Regions from separate parts of the Homo sapiens genome. Here regions 2 and 3 are each linked to region 1. Evidence: chromatin loops called from intact Hi-C (ENCODE). Cell type or tissue: Caco-2. All regions are shown on one strand.

What was found. A loop is a pair of places that touch in the nucleus more often than their neighbours do. Peaks named below come from ENCODE experiments on the same cell type or tissue, not always from the same donor. Only the 100,000 strongest peaks of a DNase experiment are listed, where the experiment ranks them.
Region 2: a loop joins it to region 1, with 3 times the contacts of the local background. A loop is called at or near these places in 5 of 110 quality-filtered maps.
Region 3: it touches region 1 in a loop (5-fold over the local background); 4 of 110 quality-filtered maps call a loop at or near these places.

The regions. Positions count from the first base shown.
Region 1 is chr2:164,619,913-164,622,412 of GRCh38, reverse strand. GRB14 (growth factor receptor bound protein 14) reads left to right here and starts at 931. Exons shown (of 14, transcript NM_004490.3): 1 at 931-1,294. The coding sequence starts at 1,104. In Caco-2, a CTCF peak has its summit at 1,273; DNase peaks (open chromatin) are centred at 532, 972 and 1,292; H3K4me3 peaks cover 2,145 bases.
Region 2 is chr2:164,709,770-164,712,269 of GRCh38, reverse strand. The region is part of intron 7 of COBLL1 (cordon-bleu WH2 repeat protein like 1); the gene reads left to right. Among named protein-coding and RNA genes, the nearest start is that of SNORA70F, 23 kb to the right of the region's middle. RefSeq lists a cis regulatory region at 408-421 and an enhancer at 342-486. In Caco-2, no CTCF peak of the experiment used is centred here; a DNase peak (open chromatin) is centred at 1,169; H3K4me3 peaks cover 167 bases.
Region 3 is chr2:164,693,551-164,696,050 of GRCh38, reverse strand. COBLL1 (cordon-bleu WH2 repeat protein like 1) reads left to right here. Exons shown (of 14, transcript NM_001365672.2): 12 at 215-1,782. Among named protein-coding and RNA genes, the nearest start is that of SNORA70F, 7.0 kb to the right of the region's middle. In Caco-2, no CTCF peak of the experiment used is centred here; a DNase peak (open chromatin) is centred at 1,530; H3K4me3 peaks cover 2,333 bases.

The DNA.
Region 1 (2,500 bases):
TCACCCAGCATTTCAGAGTAGGGTTGCTGCATCTCAGAGGGTGAGCATAATAATGTCATTACTATTTCGAACAGTCTGGGTTTTTGAGAAGGAAGCTTCTGGGTTGGAATATTGACTCCACCAGCTACTAGTGCTATGTTACTAGTGCAAGGTACTCGATGGCTTTGAGCCCCAGTTTCCTTTTGTGTAAAATGAGATAAACATCTAATTTATGGAGCTGTTGAGAGGATGGAATAGGTAGCGTAAGGCAACCTGGAATTCATTAATGTAAGCTTCTCTCATTACCATAAAACTAATAGTCTTTCTAATTCCAGACACCTTCAGGTTTACTCATGCTTTACTGAGAATTCTCAAAATCTCAGTAGTTTTCTATAATGATTGGACTCCTTGCTCCCTATCAACCCCCCAATCTTTGGCTGCGGAGTGGATGGAAGAAGAGGCACGTGGGGAAGGACTGGGGCAAACCCTCTGGTGTCCTGGCCTCCTGGCCCGGTGGGGACTGTCATGGCGGCCCAGCAACAGCTTAGGTGATCTCAGATGGCAGAGCAGAAAGAATGCAAGGGTATGAGGGTCAGGGCTGCGCGGACCCCTATCCCGCCTGCGGTCCTCCCGGCAAGCCCAGCGGGAGCGCCCGCTCGGCTGGGTCCCCGCCTCCAGCGGCGCCGGGGCCGCCCAGACCCTGGGCTCAGCCTCGCGCCCCGGTGCCCACCTGAGGAGGCAGCGGTCCCGGCCTCGCGTCCCGGATGGGACGGCGCGGGAGCAATGCCAGTGGCCCCGAGCGCCCCGGGCCACGCGCGGGGCCGGCCAGCCGCTCTCGCGCCCTCCCCGCCCCCTCCGCGCCTTGCCTCGCCGCCCGCGGCCCCCACCCACCGGCCGCTCCTCCCCTCTCCCCACCCTCCTCCTCCGCCCCCTCCCCTCCCCCGCCGCCTCGCAGATAGCTCGGCCGCGCGTCTCAGCCGCCGGGGCCCCGAGCGCAGGCGGCGAGGCCACCACACCTGCAGAGCGCTCGGGCTGCCTAGCCGGCACCTCGCCTCCCGCCGCGCAAACCCCTTCTCCCCACGCGCCGAGTCTCCCATGACGCCCGAGCCCCCCGGCCGGCGACAATGACCACTTCCCTGCAAGATGGGCAGAGCGCCGCGAGCAGGGCGGCTGCCCGGGATTCGCCGCTGGCCGCCCAGGTGTGTGGCGCTGCCCAGGGGAGGGGCGACGCCCACGACCTGGCGCCGGCCCCCTGGCTGCACGCGCGAGCGCTCCTGCCCCTTCCGGACGGGACCCGCGGCTGTGCTGCAGACAGGTAGGCAACCCTGGAGGGCGCGGGGGAGTGTCCTGGCTGGGCAGCCGGCGAGGGGGTGAGGAGGCGGTCCTAGGGGGTGAGCCATGTGCCCAGAGCTGGGCCAAGTTTGTAAAAGTCTCTGAAGACAATCCCCTTTGAGCTGGCTCCTACCGGATCAGCAGGACATTGCGATCTCACAGCGCCTTATAAATAGCATCACCGTTTCATTGAGAGCTCTCATCTCTCTCGCCTCTGCCCATCGGTGGTGAAACTAGGAGCTCAGGCTGCAGGCTGATCACCTTCTGTTCCTTCGTGGCCATGCATTTTCACAAAGTAAACTCTATTTTATTTTATATATTTTAAAAAAATCGTAGCATAAATGTATTCACCTCCCACATAGAGTCTTACAGCGACCCTGTAGAAGCAAAGCATGGATTGACATTCGAGCAGTCTTGCTGTTCGGCAGGAAAGAATAGAGGCTTTAAAGGGTTTCCCAATCTCCATAGCATTCAGCACTAAGTGCCTTTAGAGTTGCACATACTTTCGGAAAGAAAAAGGGTTACAGCAATACAAAAATCTATAGTCCTTTATATTCATACATTTAAATGTTACTTTTTTTTTCCTGATTTTCAAAGCGCTCCAACTTCAGTGAAGTTAAAATTACTCTCCAGTGGACTATAGTACATTTATACTAGCAAGTTCTATTAACTTACCGCCTCAAAACACTGCCTTGCTGTTTAATATCTATAAGCGCTTGAAAAATCAACAGACTGTGTGTGGGCAACATTGTGAATGAAATTTGAAGTGAGATGAACCACAGCTATAATTAATAAATCATAACTTCCAAAAGTGATTAGTAAAATATCATAAGGATGAATGCACTAAATGCAACTTAGAGACTGTCAATATCATGGATGCATAACAATGTATGACTTCTCAGGTGATGTTTGGATTAGTAATTGTATAGTCTATTTTTCTGTTTCAGGAAAATTATCAAAAGTGATGGAGTTTCTATGCCTGGTGATTTAAAGGCAAGAGAGAGAGAAGGCGGTGGGGGGGGGAGGGGTGGTGGGAGGGGAGAGAGAGAGAGAGAGAGAGAGACAGAAAGAGAGGAACTATAGGAGATTTGTTTGTATCTAATTAACATACTGTATTTTGACCCATAGAAAGTACATCACAGACCTTTTCTATATACTTTATATAATATGAGCCTTGTCACAGAGTGGT
Region 2 (2,500 bases), 90 kb before region 1:
TTTTCCATATGTATTCTTTCATTTAACTCTTTAATCCAGGATACGTCAATTTCAATGACCCACTTTTTATAATTCAACTATGATTAATAAGTGATCTAATAACTAGTACAGAGCAAGTATTCAGTAAATCTCTTGAATGCCGTTTGATTCTATTTTCTTCAGCTAAATTTAGTTGGATTTTGAATCAGGAAATTCTGATCTGGGTGTGAATTCTGGGGGATTAACAATCTGGCATGGTTTTCAACCTGACCTTGCCACTTTCATTAGTAGATTCTGTTTCTCCTTGTGGTATTTTCCTTTTTACAGACCATAAAATTCAGTGATGTGCATTCCTGTTAGAAGTGCAGTTTTCATTAATGGCAAGCAGACTTATCAGTGACTCTAACTAAAGTAAATAATTGAACATCTCTAATGATTAACCAAAGCAGTTTCCCCTAGTAAGTAGAAACCTCTGTGTTTTCTCATTTTGTAAAGCCTTTAGACTTAATAAATTTTAATCTCTACCACTTTTTAAAATGTAGTCATAATTTGAACAAAGTAAATGTTTGTTGGTAGTAAAAGCTGAAGACAGTTATAAATGGTTCTTTAATTTTTCACATTAAATTTGCTTATGAGACATTTCAAATGTATGTACTATAATACATATCCATGAATTCATCACTGATTCAACAAAGTAGTGTTAAATATTTAACTTTTATTAAAGTCCTTTAAAGTATGTTGAAGAGACCTGAGTTGACTCAAAGGTGGAGATTTTTAGACCCACAATGAATGTTTATACAGTAGACTAAGCATTGGTTCCTGAACATTGGGCACTGTTGAGTTTTAAGGTTAATTATTACTGAGACTGATTCCAATAGGACTCTTACCAACACAGTCACCAGAGAGTACAATCTTAAATACCTCCTTTTACCTATGCTTTTTACTCCAACATCTGTATAACTATAATTCTTATTTTATTTGCAGAACACTTTCATGTACTTTAAAACAGACAAATTGCATGTAATAATATCAGCTGATGGTTATGAAGCATGTATTGTATGCTAGGCACTGTGCTATGTATTTTACATATAATATTTCATTTAAGTATCCCAGCCCCTTTTGACATAGGTGCTAGTACTTTTCCTTTTCATGAATGAGGAGGCCGAAGGTCACAGAGACAATAAATGGCATGTTTCCTGGTTCAACCGCTTGTATTGACTCCAAAACCCATTTCTTTGGGAATCATTGTAGTGGGTCGCCTTCTACCTTGCAAACTCTCTGTAAGCCTCTCTCCAACTAGACAAATTCAGATTCAGAAATAGTGGGTAGTTTAGCTCTGATGAATGCAAGAGCAGAACTATTGGGAGACTCTTTGGAGCATACTCCTAAAGTGCACAGAAGAAAATACAGCTTAAGAATGCTGCTGCTGGCCGGGCACAGTGGCTCACGCGTATAATCTCAGCACTTTGGGAGGCCGAGGCAGGTGGATCACAAGGTCAGGAGTTCAAGATCAGCCTGGCCAAGATGGTGAAACCCCATCTCTACTAAAAATACAAAAAATTAGCCAGGCATGGTGGTGGCTGCCTGTAATCCCAGCTACTCGGGAGGCTGAGTCAGAGAACTGCTTGAACCCGGGAGGCGGAGGTTGCAGTGAGCTGAGATCGCACCACTGTACTCCAGCCTGGGCAACAGAGCGAAACTCCGTCTCCAAAAAAAAAAAAAAAGAATGCTGCTGCTTAGGGATCAGTGGTCTTCCCAGCCTTTTAATTTAATTTAATTTAATTTTTCAGCATTCTAAATTCATGATGTGTATTACTTAAATATTACTTAAATGCTGTGGCAGTTTAGTAAGGCTGCTTTTAGCATTAGTCATTCCTGGGTTTGGAGCCTCTCCAGTCTTGCATGTTAGATATGTATATTCTCTGTAAATCCCAGTGTATACATGTGCTTTCCTGGCTACAGTCTATTTAGAAATATCGAAGTCTCCTAACTTAAATGTCCCTTCTTTTCCTGCAGACTTTACCGCGCCTCCCCAAGAGAAGGTTTTTTAGTAGATGTAGAACATCTCTTTCTCAAGTCCCAGTTGTTCTTCCATTTTGTGTTAAGAGTGATGTTTTAGTTAACACACAATTTGATTTTTATTTGATTTTTATTATCTTAACTTCCCTTGGCAATTTCTTAAATAATTGAAATTATTTTCCAAGAGTCTTCATAAAACCTCTTGCCTCTGTGTCTTATGACAACAAAAAATATATATATTAAGCTATTTCCTTGAATGTTAATATGAATATTACTCATATTTCAAAAGAAAATTTACATTTCTGTCCTTCATTAATCTGTTGGTTATTATCTAAACTCACTATTCTTATTTCTTCAAAACTCTTGCCTTTGCACGACTTATACCAGTTGTTAAATTTACATTTTGTCCTCAACTTTAATAAGTTTTAACCATTATTAACAGCGTAAGTTCCAGTTATGACAGACCACATAATTGTACGTCGTATCAATTAGTGACAATCAT
Region 3 (2,500 bases), 74 kb before region 1:
CTAGTTAAGCCAGGGATTCCAAACTTCAGTCTGTATGAATCCAAAGCACGTACTGTTTTCTCTGTATGCTACTACCTACCTTTATATAGTCAGTGAGTTGAAAATTATCTGTAGAATTCAAACCAAACTATTTCAGGTTGGAGAAAGTAGGCATTAAAAACTTGAGGTTTTCTACTTCTTTCATATATTTAACTTGATGATTTTTTTCTCTCAGTAGTTCAAAATGAAATAATTGTCTATCCAGAGAACACAGAAGACAATATGAAAAATGGAGTGAAGAAAACAGAAATCAATGTAGAAGGTGTTGCCAAAAATAACAACATTGATATGGAAGTTGAGAGACCATCAAACTCTGAGGCACATGAAACTGATACTGCTATAAGTTACAAGGAAAACCATCTAGCAGCTTCATCAGTACCAGATCAAAAACTGAATCAACCCAGTGCAGAAAAGACAAAAGATGCAGCAATTCAGACAACCCCTTCTTGTAACAGTTTTGATGGGAAACACCAAGATCATAATTTATCTGACTCCAAAGTTGAAGAATGTGTGCAAACTTCAAATAACAACATATCAACTCAACACTCATGCTTAAGTTCACAAGATTCTGTAAATACCTCAAGGGAATTCAGGAGTCAAGGCACCCTAATTATACATTCAGAAGATCCGCTTACCGTAAAAGATCCAATTTGTGCACATGGTAATGATGATCTTTTGCCTCCTGTAGATAGGATTGACAAAAATTCCACTGCTTCTTACCTAAAGAATTACCCACTTTATAGACAGGACTACAATCCCAAGCCAAAACCTTCAAATGAAATTACACGAGAGTATATACCCAAAATTGGCATGACTACTTATAAAATAGTGCCTCCCAAATCCTTGGAAATATCGAAAGACTGGCAATCAGAAACCATAGAGTATAAAGATGATCAGGACATGCATGCTTTAGGGAAAAAGCACACTCATGAGAATGTGAAAGAAACTGCCATCCAAACAGAAGATTCTGCTATTTCTGAAAGCCCAGAAGAGCCACTGCCAAACCTTAAACCGAAGCCTAACCTGAGAACAGAGCATCAAGTGCCCAGTTCTGTGAGCTCACCTGATGATGCCATGGTTAGTCCTCTGAAACCTGCTCCCAAAATGACAAGAGACACTGGCACAGCTCCTTTTGCACCAAATTTGGAAGAAATAAACAATATTTTGGAATCAAAATTTAAATCTCGGGCTTCAAATGCCCAGGCCAAACCCAGCTCTTTTTTTTTGCAGATGCAGAAGAGAGTATCGGGTCACTATGTGACATCTGCAGCTGCCAAGAGTGTCCATGCTGCCCCTAATCCTGCTCCAAAAGAACTGACAAATAAAGAGGCAGAAAGGGATATGCTGCCTTCTCCGGAGCAGACTCTTTCTCCCTTAAGTAAAATGCCTCACTCTGTTCCACAACCCCTTGTTGAAAAAACTGATGATGATGTCATCGGTCAGGCTCCTGCTGAAGCCTCCCCTCCTCCCATAGCTCCAAAACCTGTGACAATTCCTGCTAGTCAGGTATCCACACAAAATCTGAAGACTTTGAAAACTTTTGGTGCCCCACGACCATACTCAAGTTCTGGTCCTTCACCGTTTGCTCTTGCTGTAGTGAAAAGGTCACAGTCTTTCAGTAAAGAGCGCACCGAGTCACCTAGTGCCAGTGCATTGGTCCAACCTCCAGCCAACACAGAGGAAGGGAAGACTCATTCTGTAAATAAATTTGTGGACATCCCACAGCTTGGTGTGTCTGATAAGGTAACTGTAGCCTTTTTAAAAATAAGTATTCAAATTTAATGACATGGTTTAATGGGGGTTAACAAGCATGTTGATGTTTGTGTGCTACTTAACTCTGAACTCATATTCATCTGAAATTAAGCTATTGTAGTGAAGAGAGTGGTGATACATAAAATCTGATTATTTGCTCACAATTATAACTTATATAACTTGTTTAGGTATTACTGTAAGGTCATCATTATATAATTGTGTCATTAGCAAATGTTTTAAAGTTTCTTTGCTCATTTGTATGATATATTTACTAGTTAATGGTTCTATTTTCCTGTGTTATCTTAATTTGTTTTTAACTTGTCTAAATCTTCTGGTTTATTCTCCAATTTTACATTACTATGTAATAGTAAAGGAAATAGTCTTAATGAAATGGAAAAATAATAGTATGAGAGGCTAGACAAAATAACTGAGCATCTCTTAGCTATGTGATTTCCATCATATACACTCAACTTCAGCTTGCATATATTGTACATTTTCACATATAAATACATTGAAAGCAGAGTTTTAAAATGTAATTTTCTTAATTCCCCATTTTGTTAATTCAGTGTCAACTTTCAACTATAATATGTATGTTGACCAAACTGTTATCTAACCACTATCTAACCTTAAATATTTACCATAAAGGAATGTTGTTGACTTAGTGTTTGGTCAACTAAATGTTGTATTTTGCTAGCTTCAGATAATAGAG